Linked DNA regions of Homo sapiens: region 2 is linked to region 1. Evidence: chromatin loops called from intact Hi-C (ENCODE). Cell type or tissue: MCF 10A. All regions are shown on one strand. Each heading gives the region's core, and the rest is flanking DNA. Links, peaks and the distances in the headings are about the cores only. Region 1 has its middle 7.2 kb from the start of LINC01732. Region 2 overlaps XPR1 (xenotropic and polytropic retrovirus receptor 1).

Evidence for each region. A loop is a pair of places that touch in the nucleus more often than their neighbours do. Peaks named below come from ENCODE experiments on the same cell type or tissue, not always from the same donor. Only the 100,000 strongest peaks of a DNase experiment are listed, where the experiment ranks them.
Region 2: it touches region 1 in a loop (7-fold over the local background); 3 of 110 quality-filtered maps call a loop at or near these places.

The regions. Positions count from the first base shown.
Region 1 is chr1:181,162,473-181,171,999 of GRCh38, forward strand. No RefSeq gene overlaps it. Among named protein-coding and RNA genes, the nearest start is that of LINC01732, 7.2 kb to the right of the region's middle. RefSeq lists silencers at 4,260-4,309, 4,320-4,389. In MCF 10A, for the core only: a CTCF peak has its summit at 4,303 (motif pointing left); a DNase peak (open chromatin) is centred at 4,279.
Region 2 is chr1:180,775,001-180,784,527 of GRCh38, forward strand. All of the region lies in intron 2 of XPR1 (xenotropic and polytropic retrovirus receptor 1), which reads left to right. Among named protein-coding and RNA genes, the nearest start is that of LINC02816, 130 kb to the right of the region's middle. RefSeq lists a silencer at 6,880-7,080. In MCF 10A, for the core only: a CTCF peak has its summit at 3,951; a DNase peak (open chromatin) is centred at 4,001.

The sequences.
Region 1 (9,527 bases), core at 1,457-6,456:
GGTCTTGAACTCTGGAGCTCAAACAATCTACTTGCCTTGGTCTCCCAAAGTGCTGGGATTATGGGCATGAGCCACCACACCTGGCCATAATTTGTATGTGTATTATAACTATATTCATACAATAAAGTAAGCTAGAGAAAGGAAAATGTTATTATGAAAGTTGTAAGTGAGAGAATACATTTACTATTCATTAGGTAGACGTAGATCATCATAAAAGTCTTTACCCTCATAGCCTTTACATTAAGTAGGCTGAGGAGGTGGGAGAGAAGGGGTTGGTCTTGTCTTGGAGTGGCAGAGGCAGAAGAAAATCTGCATATAAGTAGGCCCAAGCAGTTCAACCCCATGTTGTTTAAGGGTCAACTGTATTTCAAATGAGGAAAGCTTGGGCTAGACTTAGAGAAAGGTAAGCAGGAGAAAAGTAATCATTAGCATGAAATACCTCTGAATTAGAATGCTGTCCACCTCCTCCCTGTCAAACAGCTGTGTGTACCTGGCTCAGGCCCCCTATTATTGTTCTCAAGTGTCAATAAAATTCCATCTGTACCTTCACTGGCTCCTTATCTTCATATAGACCCAGATTTTTGTGCATGCATCTTAGCTCAGATTGCTATAAGAGAATACTAAACTGGGCAGCTAAAGCAACAGACATTTACTTGTTTCTCACAATTTTCAGGATGGAAGTCTGAGATCAGGATACCAACATGTTCAGGTCTGGTAAGGGCTCTCTTCCTGGCTTGCAGACAGCCACCTTCTTGCTGTATCCTCAAATGACAGAGAGAGAGAGAGGAAACTCTACAGTCTCTTCCTCTTCTTATAAGGGTACTAACCCCATTATGAAAGACCAACATTCATGACTTCATTTAAGCCTAATTACCTCCCAAAGGCTTTACCTCCTAATACCATCACATTGGGAGTTAGCATTTTAACATATGAATTTTGAGTGACACAAACATTTAGTTCATAAGAGTATAGTTACCTTGTTCTCCCAAAAGCTTTTTTAATTCTTACAAAGGAGTTAACACTAACTAGTTAATAACATGACTTTGAGGGCTAAGAGATATGCTAGTTGGGAAATGTCTAATATGATATAATGCCTGGCTCACAGCTGGAAGCAATACATCATAGCAATAGTCATTATTGCTTAGATATTTAGTGCTTTTGTAGTTTAGTTCTAAACTTTTGTAATTTTCAATGTGATGTCATTCCACATAAATTTTTTACCTGGAACATGGGCTATAATTTCTTTTAATTATTATAGAAAAGTATATATATTTTCCTCTCACTCTTGAATGAGTAACAGTTTAGCTAGGTATAAAATTCTATATTGATAGTAACTTTCTCTTGGCACTTTGTGAGTTCCTCCCATGTTTTCTGGCATCTGTTTCTGATGATGTTCCTCCCATCAGTGTTCTTTTTTTTTGTAGATAATCTTTTTTTTCCCCCAATGAGATTTTTTTTCTTTATCCTGAGATGTCTCACAGTTTCACTGTAATATATAGACACTTAGCTATATCACAGTGAAAATACAAGTTTCTATGTATCCATATCTAGTGAATTCTAACTTTAATACTGGAAAACTTCAGATATTATCTCTTTGAACATCACTTCTCTCTCATTCCTTTTATTATTTTCTTCTGGAATTCCTATTAGCTGTATGTTGATGCCCGTCAGTGTATCTTCTGTATCTCTTAGCTGCCCTTTCATATTTAAAAAAATACATTTTCCCTCTTTGTGTTGCATTATGGGTGATTTCTACAGTACTGCCTCCTAATTAGTGGATCTCTCTTCTACCATGACAACATAGAGTTTATCCAATACTTATGAGTTTATGTATTTTTTTTTTGAGACTGAGTATCACTCTGTTGCCCAGACTGGAGTGCAATGGTGTGATCATGGCTCACTGCAGCCTTGATTGCCCAGGCTCAAGCAATTCTCCCACCTCAGCCTCCCAAGTAGCTGGGACCACAGGTGCACGCCACTATGCCTGGCTAATTTTGAAATGATTTGTAGAGACGGGGTCTTGCTATGTTGCCCAGGCTGGTCTCAAACTCCTGGGCTCAAGCTATCCTCCTGTCTCAGCTTCCCAAAATGTTAGAATTATAGGAGTGAGCCACTGTGGCTGGCCTGAGTTTATGTATTTTAATACCTATATTTTTCATTTCAATTGGTTCTCTTTTATAACTTGCTTTTGTTTTAGTTTGCCTATTTATTGTTTCATAGTTTATGTTTTTATAAATGGTTGTTAGTCATTCCTTTATATCTTTGAGGATCCTAAACATTTCTTCAAGCACTTTTTAATAGTTGACATATTACATAATTTAAAAAATTTTCTGTCTCTTCCATAGAATGTAAGTTTCAAGAAGGTAGTTGTATTAGTCTGTTTTCACACTGGTATAAAGAACTGCCTGAGACTGGGTGATTTATAAAGAAAAGAGGTTCAATTGACTCACAGTTCTGCATGGATGGGGAGGGCTCAGGAAACTTACAATCATGGTGGAAGGGGAGGAGGCACATCTTACATGGTGGCAGGGAAGAGAGAGCATGCAAGAGCAGGAAAAACTGCCTTATAAAACCATCAGATCTTGTGAGAACTCACTCACGATCATGAGAACAGCATGGGAAAATCACCCCCATGATCCAAGCACCTCTCACCTGGTCCCTCCCTTGACATGTGGGGATTATAAAGGATTATAATTCAAGATGAGATTTGGGTGGGGACACAGAACCAAACCATATCAGCAGTCTTGTTTTGTTGATTATTGTATCTTGAGCACCTAAAACAGTGTCTAGGACATGGTAGGTGCTTAGAATATTTGCTAAATAAATAATCAATTCCTTAAAAAGTCAGTGTCACATTGCCCTACCATTTTCACTTCTTCTGAAGTGAATTCAATTCCTACCATTACATTTTTAGATTACATTTTTTGACTGCCTTTTTAGTCTTTCTCTTGTGGGAGTTATTATTAGTAATTTTAGTCTCTCTCTATGCTCATTCCCTTTCAACCTAGTGGTTTTGCAGTAGCTTCTTTTTGGTCCTCGCAGCCCCCAATTCAGAACCAGATTTTCAATTGTCAGCTCAGGTATCCATACTGCCATGATTTGGGGACGTTGCTGATCCCAACACTGAGCCAGGGGACCTCTTTGGCAAGGTTCCTCTTCAACTGGGATAAGAAGCTTTGTATAAGTCTCAGCCCCAGCATTTTATATTCCTGGTTCTTGGGTGTGAAAGCCCCACCCAGTTTCTGGACTGGGAACCCCTGGCCATGTATAGTTCCCCTTTTACCACAAGAGAAGAGAAAAGCTCCTGGCCACCTCTGCCTGAGTGGTGACCTGGAGAACCTATAGCACCATTTCTGCTGTAGAATTGTATTTCTGTGTTTCTCTGATCCTTGGAGATGCTGATCTTTTTTTTTTTTTTTTTTCCTGGAATGCAATGGCGTGATCTCGGCTCACCGCAACCTCCTGGGCTCAAGCGATTCTCATGCCTCAGCCTCCTGAGCAGCTGGCAGTACATGAACTTGCCACCACGCCCAGCTAATTTTTATATTTTTAGTAGAGACAGGGTTTCACCATATTGCCTAGGCTGGTCTCGAACTCCTGACCTTAGGTGATCCACCTGCAGCAGCCTCCCAAAGGGATGGGATTACATGCGTGAGCCACTGCGCCCGGCCAAGATGCTGATCTTCCGGAGCAAGGCTTGGACTTTCATTTTTAAAATTTTTATATCTTATGTATTATTGCTAGGTGTTTGGAGTGGTGGGGGGCACTTAAAGCATGGATTTACAGTACCATTGTGCCTGGAAGGTGTTTGTGTCCCCCATTAAACCTATTGGAACAGCAGGCCCGCGGGGTTCACTCTGGAATGGCTGCAATGCTGACGTTGGAGGACATGTTAAAGCTCACCTAGCTCTACCTCATCTTACAGAAGCAAGGCCCAGTGGCTTGCTTCAGGCCCCGCATTTTGATAGCCTCGGAGCCAGGAAGGTAAACGTGACTCCGCGCCTGGGTCTTTGAACACTTGCCTTTGAACATCTGATGTTTTTCACGCAGAATGGCCTTCCTGCTTTGCTGCTGTCTGAGCCTCACAGTTTAAGGGTCAGCTCTAGTTCTACCCAGTTTTCTGTAGTCTTTTCTTCTTCCCCAGGCATATGGCACTTAAAAGGGAGGGAAAGAGCATGGGTTTTAATCATTACCTAGTGCCGACCCTGTAGTGGCTCTGCATGTGGGCTGGGCGGAGTGTCTTCACAGTTAATGGCTGTGTGAACGCTCACATTTTATATACGCCACTGCTCTCTAGTGGTCAACCCAGGCATCAACTCTGTAGTCTGGAACAGTGAGTAAAGCCACCCCAAGCCGTTCATAGCAAACATTAAGGTTCTCATAGTCATAACTTTCCTACCATTCATGGAAAAAAAAGTTCAAGTCCTGTTTATTTGGTCTTTCAAAGCCAAATATATTATATTTATTTATATAATCAGAAACTATATATCTACCTCTGTATGTAGAGGTACACACATTCTCCCATTGAAGTTGATCATTTAAGCACCACTGTCCCATAGAAATATCACACAGGGCTGAGGCCAGGCATGGTGGCTCATGCCTGTAATCCCAGCACTTTGGGAGCGTAAGGAAGGAGAATTGCTTGAGCCCAGCAGTTTAAGACCAGCCTGGGCAACATAGCGAGACCCTGTCTCTACAAAAAATAAAAAAATTAGCCAGCGGTAGTGGTGCACATCTGTAGTTCCAGCTACTCGGGAGTCTGAGGCAGGAGGATCACTTGAGCCTGGGAGGTTGAGGCTGCAGTGAGCCGTGATTGTGCCACTGTACTCCAGTCTGGGTGATGAGACTCCATCTCCAAAAAAAACAAAAAAACAAAAAAAACCCAGAAATATAACATGAGCCACATAGTAACTTAAAATTTTCTAGTTGCCGCATTAAAAAATAAAAAACATGTTAAATTCATTTTAATGATATAATTTATTTAACCGAATATATCTAAAATATTATCATTTCAACATGTAATCAATGTAAAAATTACTCACCAGATATTGTATATTCTTTTCTTGATAAGTTTTTGAAATCTGGTATGAATTTTACACTTATAGCACACCTCAGTTCAGACCAGCCTCACTGCAATTGTGGGTAGCCACATGGGACTAGTGGCTACTGCTTTGGACAGCAAAGGTCAAGGGCGGTGGTTTCCAAACTCCGTCCTTGCTCTTGCAATCTCCGGGGAGGGGAGAGGAGCTGAAGTTTAAGTTGATCACCAATGGCCAGTGGCTTTATCAATCATGCCTCATAATGAAGCTTCCATAAAAACCCAAAGAGACAGTGTTCGGAGAACTTCCGGATAGCCGAACACGTGGAGGTTCTTGGAGGGTGGCGTGCTCAGGGAAGGTATGGAAGCTCCATGCTTCTTCCCCCATACCTTGCCCTATGCCTCTCTTTGTTTATATTCTTTGTAATATCCTTCATAATCTGGTAAACATGTTTCCCTGAGTTCTGTAAGCCACTCTGGCAAATTAATCAAACCTAAAGAAATGTGGAAAGCCCAGCTTGAGGATCTGTGACTGGTGTCTGGAGGAAGAGGGAGGCATTCTTGTGGGACTGAGCCCTCAACCTGTGGGATCTGATGCTATCTCCAGGTAGACAGTGTCCGAATTGAATTGGAAGATACCCCTGCAGCTCACGTCTGCTGCTGAATTGATTGCTTGCATGTTGGTGGGGTAAAACCACCGAGTATTTGGTCACAGAAGTCTGTTGTTTTTTGAGACAGAGTCTTGCTCTGTCACCCAGGCTGGAATGCAGTGGTGCAACCTCCGCCTCCTGGATTCAAGCAATTCTCATGCCTCAGTCACCCAAGTTGCTGGGATTACAGGTGTGTACCACCACAGCTGGCTCATTTTTGTATTTTTAATAGAGAAGGGGTTCTTACCATGTTGGCCAGGTTGGTCTCGAACTCCTGGCCTCAAGCTATCTGCTTGGCTTGGCCTCCCAAAGTGCTGGGATTATAAGCTTGAGCCACTGAGCCCGGCCAAAAGTCTTCTGTATTGATGTTGTTGGTGGTGTGAGAGCAGAAGAAACATTGTTCACGTTTGTTCCACTCACCTTGGCTGTTGCCACACACCTTGGAGGATGGCATTGCAATTTTGTGTGCCTCCTTTTAAATGCAGAGCAATGGAAGCTGATAAAATATAAGAAGAGAAAGCCACTGTTTTATGGGGAAGGTCGTTAATATCCTCCCAGGCTTTTAACAGGCCTAAATCTGAGGTGGTACTGGATCAGTTTGTCCCATTTCATGGGGCTGAGGGACAGAGGGGGAAGAATCTTTTTTGGGAGCAGCAGTTTTCCCCTCTGTACTCTGGAAGGAGCATCTTCTTGCAGTTGCTCCAAGTTGCAGACTGGTCTCAGGGTCCTCTCATCTCTAATTGGTGTCCCCCTTGGTTCATCTGTCTGACTGCATGTCCTAGCAAGTCACAGTCCTATCCCAGGCATCAAGGCTGAATTTCAAGGTGTCCTTAAGGTATGTCTTCTGGTCACCCTGTTTATAAATGCAGGCCTTAATTCTCCACTCAGCAGCCTCTACGGCACTCATTAGTAGCTGTGTTTCTTTTTTCAAATATAACCTTTATGGTAGAGTCATAATATGGAAAAGATGCCAGCAGATTGAAATTTTGTAAATCAAATAATTTTGATTGCTCTGGGAGCTCACAATTTAAGGAATCCTGTGGTGAATTCTTTTGTAGACCGAGTAATCAGCCCTCTCTTTGTTTTAAAAATTCAAGTTTTAATATATTATCTTGCCTGAGGGAGATGATTCCACACATATTAAAAATAAAAAAGATGCAAAGAAAAGATCCCATCTTCATGCTCCCCTTCCATATTTAAGTGGCAGTCTGTAATCACAATTATCCGGCTCTCAAGCAATTACACTAAATATTAATGAAAGAACCCTAGTCACACAACTGCGCCCAAGGGAAGCTTCTGCCTGAAAGTCAGGGTTAATGGCCTCACAATCGTTTTAATGGATTTTCAATGAAGTGTGAAGATGACAGGCCAACAAGGGTGAGGTTCCATGACAGAGCACAATTAGCATCTTCCCATTAGTACCTGACCTTGTTTCTATTTTTATTTCTTTACAATCCTGGTGAACTGATTCCCTGAGTATGTATTTATTAGTTTATGTTGAACACAACTCATAAGACCTTTGTTAACTCAGAGTAAGAGCGCCCATCTCCACTGCTTCTGCGGGAGAGGTGTTATAGCTTTGTTCCGTGGGGGGTATTGGTAAAGACCCTCCTGATGATGTTTAGACAGCAAGGCTGATGCCCGCACATTCTAATGACTGACACGCTGCTGCTTTCTACTGGCCCTTTCTAACTCCCTGGCCCCCTTGTGTTCCACCCTTGTGACTCCAACCCCTGAAGAACTCGGCCTGAGACACCCAGCTCCCAGTGCCTGATCCTCTGTTGTTTCTTTGTCCTCTGGAGTAATTGCTAGTGGTTACAAGCTCAGCCCCTGGAATCACATTGATTGGGATGGAATCCTTCCTCTACTAGCTGTGTCTTTTGGCAAGTCACTTGATCGTTTGGTGCCTCAGTTTCCTCAGCTGTAAGATCAGCCTTTAGTGCCTGTGGGCAAGCCAAGGGCCTTCTGTGGAACTCCTCCAGGGTGCCCTGTCTTCCTCCCGCATTTTGAGTCCACGTTCTTAAACCCCAGGAGTTTCCTTGACTCCCCTCTTAGCACTTCTGGGGACTCAGATTTTGCTCCGAATCTCTGGTTCCCTGACTGAGTCCCCTCTTTCAGAAAGGCTGCAGAAACTCTTTTTCCTTGTTTTAAAATTGGTGTTCTAACCTAGGGATTGGCAGACTATGGCCTGCCAACCACATCTAGCCCACAACTTATTGTTATAAATAAAGTTTTATTGGAACAAGCCAGGCTTATTCATTTATGTATTGTCTATGGCTGCTTTCAGGCTGCCACAGCAGAAGTGCGTAGCTGTGACAGAGACAGTGGCTCACAAGTCTAAAATATTACTATCTGGCTTTTTCCAGAAAATGTTTACCAACCCTTTCCTGTGTCCAACCCTTGAAACGTTTACCAACCCTTGAACTGTGTCCCCACAGAAAGATATGTTGAAGTCCTAACCTCCAGTACCTCAGAACGTGACCTTATTTGGAAATAGGGTCTTCACAAAGATAATCAAGTTAAAATAAGTTCATTAGGGTGGGCCTTAATCAATATGAGTAGTGTCCTTATGAAAAGGGGAAATTTAGACACAGAGACAAACGCACACACAGGGAAGATGTTGTGAAGACAACACCCTGTGAAGAGGCAACACCCTGTGAAGAGCGAGGCATCTATGCCTGAGGCTACCAGAAGCCTGTAGGGAGGCCTGGAACAGCTCCTTTCTGAGGGCAACGTGGTCTTAGACTTTAGGCCTCTAGAGCTGTGAGACAATAGATTTCTGTTTTTTTAAGTCACCTGGTATGTGGCAGTTTGTTATGGCAGCCCTAGGAAATGAATGCACTGCCTAACCAATTCTTTTCTTTATTCCTTGTTGTTCTTTTATGTAACACATTTGTATGTTGTGCCAGGTCACTTCAAGGTGGCCCTCATACATGAGGTAATGGTGTCACCACCCAGTGTGTTCATTTTGCCTGCTGCCCAGAAAGAGCTGAAGATCAACACTGGGGAATTGCAATAGAGAAAGAGTTTAATTCACGTAGAGATGGCTAAACAGGAGACCAGAGCTATATTATAACTCAAATCAGCCTCCCCCAAATTTTGGAGGCTAGAGTTTTTCAAGGTTATTTTGGCAGGCAGGGGGAATGGGTGTTGCTGATTGGTTGGGGATGCAATCCTAGGGCTGCGGAAAACAGTCCTTGTGTGTTGAGTCCACCTCTGGGTCGGGGAGCCACAGGCTGGCTGAGTCTTGAGCCACTTGTCCAGGTGGGTAAGTCTGAAAAAGATCTCAAAAGACCAGTCTTAGGTTCTGTGATAGTGCTGTGATCTGCAGAATTAACTGGGGAGGTTGCAAATTTTCTGACCTCTGGAATAATGGCCAGTAATCGTTTATGTCTACACCTCAGCAGCATCTAGTCTCTTCTCATCCTCTTAACCTGGTGGCCTTTCATTCATAGATTTTCATTAGTAAACCACCTTTCATTTCAAAGGCAGTTTAGTTTTGGGGAAGGGCTATTACCATTTAAACTGTAAACTAAATGTCTCCCAAAGGTAGCTTGGCCCATGCCCAGGAATGATGGAGGAAAGTTTGGAGGTTAAAGACAAAATGGGGGTTGGTTAGATCAGATCTCTTTTGCTGTCATAATTTTCTGTTATAATTTTTGCAAAGGCAGTTTCATCAGGGCCACTTGTCAACTCGTTTAACAGGTGACGGAGGCTCAGAGGCTTTGAGGGCCTTGTGCAGGGGCCCCTTGTAGGGCAGCAGTGGGGAGAGAACCAGCAATTCCCGAGGGCCCATTCTGTGCTTTCCTCACATCACTTCGCGGCCCCCACAGCCAGCT
Region 2 (9,527 bases), core at 1,625-6,624, 390 kb before region 1:
AAGGGACTAGGGAGATTTCTTCAGCCTCTTTTATAACGTCACTAATCCCATTCACCTAAACACCTCTTAAAGCCCCACCTCTAAATACTATGGCATGGGTGATTAAGCTTTATCATGAATTTGGGGGGACACATTCAAACCACAACATTACATATATGCTTGGCAGTTTGGAGAGAAATGAGATGGTTACCTGCCTATCATTCTTTGAAAGCTTTTTCCCTGGAGTAAGTCACCAGAGTAGTTAAGACTCTTATGGTTCATTGTTTTACTCATCTTTGCAACAGTGAGACTGAGCAGTCAGGGCCGAGCACCATGGCTCCCACCTGTAATCCCAGCACTTTGGGAGGCTGAGGCAGGGGGATCCCTTGAGCCCAGGAGTTTTGAGACCAGACTGGGCAACAAAGCAAGACCCTGTCTCTATATAAAAATGAAAAAAAATTGAAAAAAAGACTGAGAATTCAGTTAAGTTAATAATAGTATTCATCTTGGATTATCCTCAGATATCTTTTGTTTGCTTTGTTTATTGTAACTTCAGTCTTAATAATAATTTTGATCTGTTGCTTTGCAAGAGTGAAAAAGAACTAGGATTACTAATAGTTTAGTTAAAAGTGGATCTAACTAGATAGATTTACTTAACAAAATGACTTTAAATAATGGTATACTTTGTGGTATATAAAGTGATTAATTAGCTAACAGAATTAGAAAATAAAAGGCCTTCAGTTAAAAATACCTAATTCTCTTGAAACTGTCATCTGTATACAAAGTAGTATTTTGTCATATTTGTTAAATGGAGAAGAGTGCTGGAAAAAAAAATCCCCTTTTTATTGTCCTTTAAGAGAATTCATTTCCAGATTTATATCCAGATATATGTGGATATATTCATTTACATATGTACTAATTCCTGAAATTGATTGGTCTGAATAATTAGTCTACAGTCAAGAAGTCCTCTTTCAAATTGCCTTTCCTTGACTTTATAAAAGAAAGGCTTGTCTCTTACGCAATCTAAATTTTGCTGTGATACGTTGTTGCCATTTTGGATCCCAAACAAAGGAATTCTCTGAAATACTCAAATACTCATTGTAGGTATTAAGAAAGTGAGTAACAGGGTAACAAATCCTTTGCAAGTCCAGTTTTTTGTTTTCACTGAAACTGAAAGAAGACTTAATTGTAAGCTTATTTATCATTAAAATTAATTTTCAATAATCACCATGTGGCTTTTGGAAAATACATAGGCATTCAAAGATTGACATTGCTGCAACAAACTTTCATTCTGATCTACTTATTTATGTTAACAATATTTCTTAACATTTATGTCTATAAGATGAAACCAAATACATAAAGTAGTTATTGAATTAATTCAAGTAGTTATTGAATTATTATGGCATTTAATTTCCATTATAATTTTGGAAATTGTATAATTGTATAATTATACAATTGGATTGTATAATGGAATAATTGTATAATGGAAATTATACAATTTCCATTATACAATTAAAACAAAGTCCTTGTATTTTAAAATGTAAATGATTGCAGGGTACCAGAAATTACATTGTTTATAATTATTTAAATGTGTTCAAAATCAGTTATCATGACTTAACAATTGCAAGATAGTTATTCAAAATTATTTTAGAAGTTACAAGGGCAAAAATCATTTGAAAACCACTGTTACATTCCTCCCACTTTACTAATGAATTATGCCCTTGTTTGAATTATTTATTGATATTTCATTTATTGTTGTTCTTTACCTAGCAGACATTAGGTAAATACTCATTGGGATAATAAATAGCTTGGATTGTATTGTATCTAGTGCCAGTGAGATTGATTTTTTTCTCAATTACATGTCACTGTTATAAGTGAAAAGACTTTTTTGTGTGTGTTCTACCAAGAATATTTTAAACACATTTAGTTAAACCTCACCTGATAAAACCTTAAGATAGACTCAGATCAGAAAATCTTGTGTAGGGACTACTTAAGCCTAGTTATATTCAGAATCATTTTGCAGAAATTAGCAGTTTTAGTTAGAAATTTGCAATTAGGAAAAGACTTAGAGATTACCTATTCAAATGCCCTTATTTTTCAAAGTGAAAACAGGCCTAGAGTGTTACTTGCTCAAGCTAATATAGGTAGTTGGCAACAGAACCATATCTAGTCTGCACTAAAACCTACTGATTTTACCTCCAGAATATCTTTTGAATTTTTTCACTTCTCTGTCTCCAGTGCCCTCACCCTAGTTGAGGCTATTGTGATCTCTCCCGTGGTATCTACTGTACTACGTCTCACTGGTCTCCCGACAACCTTATTTAGAAAGCATATTTGATCATACTATTCTCTCTGCTTAAAATCCTTCAAAAATGTCTCATTGGTCTCAGGAAGAAGGCTAGTCCTTTATTCTACCCTTTGTATATTTGTGAGATTATTTGATTAAAGTTTTTTTCCTCAGATAGACTGTAGACTGTAATGTCAAAGGGCAGAATTTATGTTTATTTTGCTTATCGCTGTATCCCTACCCCTGCCACATTGCCTGGTACATAGGAGGGACTTGGTACTTGTTGAATGAATGACTCCTGATTTAGCTCTATTTCTACTACACCAGTGATTTTAGAGTAACATTTTTTATCTTTGAAATCTTTGCCATATGCTTTATATAATTCATCTACCCATCTGTTGATGTAATAGCATCTGGAAAAAAAGAATTTCAAGTTAGTTATTCTCAGTTTATAAATCACACTCTTAAAAAAACACACACCTTTTTTTGGTACAAGCATGAAACAGTAGTGCTAAATATTCTTTCTATATTTGATGGAGCATGGTCATATATTTAATTTTTATTTATCTGCTCTCATAAGCAGGAGAAACTAAGAAATCATAGAAACTATTGTGTAGGGAATATAATTAAAATGCAAAGAGGTAGTGGTGATAGTAAAGTTAGTGCCTCTCAAACTGGTGTTCCACAGAATACTGTTTCAGGAGATCTTGTTTTTTTATTTTAATTTTATTTTTTGAGACAGGGTCTTAGTCTGTCACTCAGGCTAGAGTATAACGTGATTACAGCTCACTGCAGCCTTCATCTCCCAGGCTAAAGCCATCCTCCCACCTCAGCCTCCCAAGTAGCTGGGACCACAGGTGCACGCTACCACACCCAGCTAATTTTTAAAAAAATTTTTTTAGAGACTGGGTCTCCCTAAGTTGTCCAGACTGGTCTCCAACTCCTGGGCTCAAGCAGTTCTCCCACCTCGGCCTCCCAAAGCACTGGGATTACAGGCATGAGCCACCACACCTGACCTATTCCTGCAGATTTTAATAGGTATTCTACAACCCTTTCCTCATCTTTCTGCTGTCATATCCCCTTTACACCAAGGACTATATTCTTATAAATAACTTTGGGAAACACAATGTATTAGTTCCACTTCTCATAGAATAACAGTGTATATTAGCATAGTAAAGCTCCTTTTGCCTTAAAGCAGAGTTTCTCAGCCTTGATACTGTTGACATTTTGGACCGGATAAGTCTGTGTTTGGAGCAGGTAGTGGGAAGGATTGCTGTCCTGGAAATTGTAGAATATTTAGCAGCATCCTTGACCCCTACCCATTAGACTCTAGTAACACTAACATACTCGTGGTTGTCCAGCTGTGACAACCACAAGTATCTCCAGATATTGCCAAATGTCCCTTTGTCCCCTGAAAGACAACCCACCTAAGAGTGAGAACTACTACCTTAAAAAAAATCAGTTTGATCGTGCTTTATACTCATAATTCCCAGATTTATTTGAGGATAGAATATTTCTCCTCCTCCTTCATTTGCACACCTAATTTCCTGGGAATTGCTATTTTAAAATTATCATTTAATAAAACAGAAACTAATTCTCCTATTTAGGCTTCCCCCTAAAACTCATCAATATTTTCCATGGCACTTAGAATAGAGTTCAAACTTCATAACATGGGCTTTGTGCGTGAAAGGGCCTTTACCTGCCTCCCTGACCTCACCTCCTATCACCACCTGGTGGCAGTAACATTGTGAGCTGCTTTCAGTTCTTTAGGCATCTCAGTTTCTTTTCTAACATGCTGTTCCCTCTGTTGGGAATTATTTTATCCTTGTTCTTTCTTATCCTTTAGGTTCAGTCTTAGATTAAATGTCATCTCTTAAAAAGAGATCTTTTCTGATCATTTCTTACTCTGCCAGAAAGGATAGCCATCCATCCCAGTTCTTACACTCTATCTCATCACCCTATTTGTTGTCTTCATTCACTTTTTATAGTCTATAATTCTTTGTTTACTTGTGTAGATTTCTTTCTGTCTCAGTCACTAGAATGTAAACTGTGTGAGGGCAGGACCTACATTTATCTCATTCATCATATCCCTAGCATTTAATAGAGAGCCTGGCATCTAATAGGTACAATTATTATTTGTTGAATAAATACATATTATTAATATAATTCACATATAAAATTCACTCTTTTAAAGTGTATAATTCAAGGCTGGGCATGGTGGTTCATACCTGTAATCCCAGCATTTTGGGAGGCTGAGGCAGGTAGATCACCTGAGGTCAGGAGTTAGAGACCAGCCTGGCCAACATGGTGAAACATCATCTCTAGTAGAAATACAAAAATTGGGTGTGGTGGTGGGCACCTATAATCCCAGCTACTCAGGAGGCTGAGGCAGGAGAATCACTTGAACCCGGGAGGCAGAAAGGAAAGAAAAGAGGGGGAGGGGGAGAGGGAGAGGGAGAGGGAAAAAAAGGAAGATATAATTCATAGGTTTCTAATATATTCACAAGTTTGTGCAGCCATCACCACTATCTAATTCAAGAACATTTTCATCCCTCCCCGCTCCTCCTACCCCCAGCCCCTGCCTGCCAACCACCACTCTACTTTCTGTCTCTATGGATTTGCATATTCTGGACATTTCATATAAATGGATTCGTACAACATGTGATCTTAACTATCTGGCTTCTCTCTTAGCATAATATTTTCAGAGTTCATCCATGTTGTAGCATGGAACAGTACATTATTCTTTTCTGTGGCTGAATTATATTCAATTGTATGGATATGCTACATTTTGTTTATCCATTTATCCATTGGGTTGTTTCTACTTTTTGATATTATAAATAATGCTGCTCTGAACATTCATATATGAGTTTTTCTGTGAACATATGTTTTTACTTCTCTTGGGTATGTACCTAGAAGTAGAATTGTTGAATCATATGGTAATCTATTTTTAACTTTTTGAGGAACTACCGAACTGTTTTCCCAAGTGGCTACATCATTTAACATTCCTACCAGTGATATATGAGGGTTCTAATTTCTGCATATTCTTACCAACACTTGTTATTGCCTTTTTAAATTATAGCTATTCTAGTGGGTATGAAATGGTATCTCATTGTCTTTTGATTTGCATTTCACTAATGACTGATGTGTTGAAATATTTTCATGTACTTATTGGTCATTTGTGTGTCTTCTTTGGAGAAATGTCTATTCAGATTCTTTGTCCATTTTTAAAAATTTGGTTATATGTCTTATTGTTGAGTTAGAGGAGTCTTTTTGACATATTTTCTAAAAGAGATGCAAGAGTTCCATCCTGGCTAACATGGTGAAACCCCATCTCTACTAAAAATACAAAAAATTAGCCAGGCTTGGTGGTGGGCACCTGTAGTCCCAACTACTGGGGAGGCTGAGGCAGGAGAATGGCGTGAACCTGGGAGGCGGAGCTTGCAGTGAGCAGAGATCGTGCCACTGCACTCCAACCTGGGCAACAGAGCAAGACTCTGTCTCAAAAAAAAAAAAAAAGAGATGCAAGAGTTGAAAGTCCTTTTGTATTCTGGATACTAAACCCTTGTCAGATAGTCCTGATATGGGTTTGCAAATGTTTTCTCCCATTGTGTTTGTCTTTTTACTTTTTTGATAGTGCCCTTTTAAGCAGAAAAGTTTTTAATTTTGATAAAGTTCAATCTATCAATTTTTTTATTTGTTGCTTATGTGTTTGGTGTCATATCTAAGAAACCATTGCCCCATCTGAGGTCAGGAAGATTTATACTTGTGTTTTCTTCTAAGAGCTCATGTAGTTTTAGCTCTTACATTTAGGTCTTTGATCACTTTTGACTTAATTTTTGTATCCGTGTGGGAGTCTAACTTCATTCTTTTGCATGTGACTATCCAATTGTTGGAGTGTTGTTTTTTTTTTACTTTAATAAAGTATCATATTTTTCACAAAATATGAACATTGTTTCAACATTTACAATTTTAAAAATAGTGTGTGGAGCACATACTGTGTACCAGACATTATGTTGGGTATGTCGTCTATACAGATTTAAAAAAAGACATAATCCCCATCCTCCATGTCTCACAGATCTGGAAATTAAGAAAATTGAGAATAGTAATGAAAATTTGAATGGAACATTAAAGATATTTGATGGTGTTGATAGTGGTTTTAAATAAATGGTTTTTGAGAAGATTGGCCTTTTATGTATTTAACCCAAAGATTGCATGAAAAAGCTTGATGACATTATTAGTATAAAAATAAAAATATTCCTGAATGTTGCTGTAAAAAGCACTTGATGGTGGCTGCTATGCAATAGGAGTATTTTACCTTGATTGGTACTCTTTTTTTTTTTTTAAACACCCCTGGTTTTATTTTCCCTTCACTCCAATTTTCTCACTTGTTTGCTTTTTTTTAAAATTTTATTATTATTATACTTTAACTTTTAGGGTACATGTGTACAACGTGCAGACTTGTTACATATGTATACATGTGCCATGTTGGTGTGCTGCACCCATTAACTCGTCATTTAGCATTAGGTATATCTCCTAAGAATCATTTTCTTTTTGAGACAGTCTCTGATGCCCAGGCTGGAGTGCGGTGGCACGAACTCGGCTCACTGCAAACTCTGCCTCCTAGGTTCAAGCGAAGAATCATTTTCTATTAACAGTAATTTGCGGGGTGGATGAGAAAGCAATTGTCTGTCATCCACAAATGCAAGGTGGAGATAAGACAATTATAGAGATGACAAAGAAATCAGTCTCTCTTTCTCTCTCTCTCAGTGTAACTGTGTGTCTCTATTTTAGTATAACTCACTGATTTAATATTTATTTAACTCAGAGCAAAGGAATCTCTAAGACAGTGTTCTCAAAGTCATTCTTTACCTGTTTTTTATTTTTTTTCTCTCGTTTGACTTCCTTTTTTCTGTTACTGCTAATCTTACAATTGTTGATATATCTTTCTAAGATTTGTACTTATTTATGCTTGCTCTCTCTGAACTAGGCTTAGTCTTTTGTGACTAATTATTGAATTCAGGACATATTTAGCCCATTGTATTAGTCTACTCAGACTGCCATAGCAGAATACTACAGACTGGGTGCTTTAAACAACAGAAATTTGTTTTCTCGTATTTCTGGAGGCTTGAAAGTCCATGATCAAGATTCAGGCAGAATTCGTTTCTAGTAAGGCCTCTTTTCTTCTTTGCAAGCATTTCCCCAAACATGGCCTATCCTCTGTGTGTGATTGGAGTGAGGGAGGCAGAGAGAGAAAGAGACAGAGAGAGAGAAAGAGAGAGAACATACGTGTGTGTTGGGCGGGGGCAGTGGGGGAATCTCTGGTGTCTCTTTTTTTATAGGAACATTAGTTTTGTGGGATTAAGGCTCCATTAGCCTTAAGTCCTCATTTAACCTTAGTTGCCTCTTTAAAGGCCCTGTCTCCAAATACAAGTCACATTGTGGGGTTAGGGCTCCCACATATGATTTTGGGTACACAGTTCACTTCATAATACCCATGTAGCACGTAGTAGTCACTTTTATACAGTTAATATGTTTATATTCCTTATTTGATAATAAAATACAGTGATTTTTCTATAAAACTTATATTGATATTGGGGTGGGGAAAACTCATGTCACCTAGGCTCTTTGTACCTCAGTTTTCTCATCTATAAAATAACAATATTGGGCTCGTTGATTTTTGAATGCTGAAATTCTCTGATTCTCCAATTCAGAGTTACTGATTTCTAACATTATTCAGCAGGTACATTATAGGAAACATCTTATAATAGAAATTGATGTTCTGTAAATGAGCATTCTATAAGCTTCTCATAACTGAAGTGAAAGGCTTAATCATTCTATATACTGGTATAGATAATCTATTTCCTGTGGTCCCAGCTACTAGGGAGGCTAAGGTGGGAGGATCGATTGAGCCTGGGAGGTTGAGGCTGTAGTGAGCCATGAATGTGCCACTGCACTTCAGCCTAGGTGACACAGCTAGGTGCTGTCTCAACAAACAAACAAACAAAAACTCTATTCAACTAGCTATGCTGGGCTGTTTAGTTTTTATTATGTATAATTTAAAGGTCTGGATATGGTATGTTTCTTTTTTTCTTCCAGTTAATAATATCCTTTATTTATACAGTATAATTTATCCTTTATGAATACCTTTTCATTTTGATGGGTTCAAACAATTTAATAAGTGAAGATAGCAAAATGTGAGAATCCTTCTCATACCTACTCCCCTTTCAAAGGAGGTAACCACAACAGATTGTTATGCATCCTTGCAATCTTTCTATGAATGTACATATGAATATTAACTTATGTACATATTTTCCATTAATGGGATCATGCTATATATATTCTGTTATTTATTTTTTCCTCAACAATGTTTCTTGATTTTTTATACACACCAGGATGTATGTATATTATTTTTTAAATGCTTAATGTTACATAATATCATAATGTACTTAACCACTCCCCTTTTGGACATCAGTTTGTTTCTTTTTCACTATTAAAAATAATGGTAAGGCTGGGCGTGGTGGCTCAAACCTGTAATCCCAGCACTTTGGGAGGCCGAGGCAGGTGGATCACCTGAGGTCAGGAGTTTGAGACCAGCCTGACCAACATGGCGAAACCCCATCTCTACTAAAACTGCAAAAATTAGCGGGGCATGATGGCAGGCACTTGTAATTCCAGCTACTTGGGAACCTGAGACGGGAGAATCTCTTGAACCCGGAAGGTGTAGGTTGCAGTGAGCCGAGATCATGCTGTTGCATTCCAGCCTGGGTGACAGAGCAAGACTCTGTCTTAAAAAAAAACAAATGGTGAATGAATATCCTTGGAAATACAGCCATTTGTATAGAGATTCCTTTAGAATACATTTCCTACATGTGGGATTAAACACTGAAAATTTTAATAGCTATTGCCAAATTGTCTTCCTAAAATTTACATTTCCATCAACAAGGAATGAGTGTGTTCATTTATCATTACCATTGCCACATGATACCACTGTTTTAAAACTCTTTCTAACCTGATGGTTGAAAAGCTATATTTCCTTTTTTAAAAAAGTTGCATTTATATGACATCTGGCATCCTTTCATTGGTTCATTGGCCATTTATATTTCTTTTTCTATGAAATGCTGTAATTTACCTACTTATGGAATCAAATATCTTTTTAATATTGACTTGTAATAATTTTTAAAAATATATTTTGCATGTTAATCATTTATTTTAAATGTTGTAGATATATATTTATGCTGCTTCTCTTTTAACTTTGCTTGTG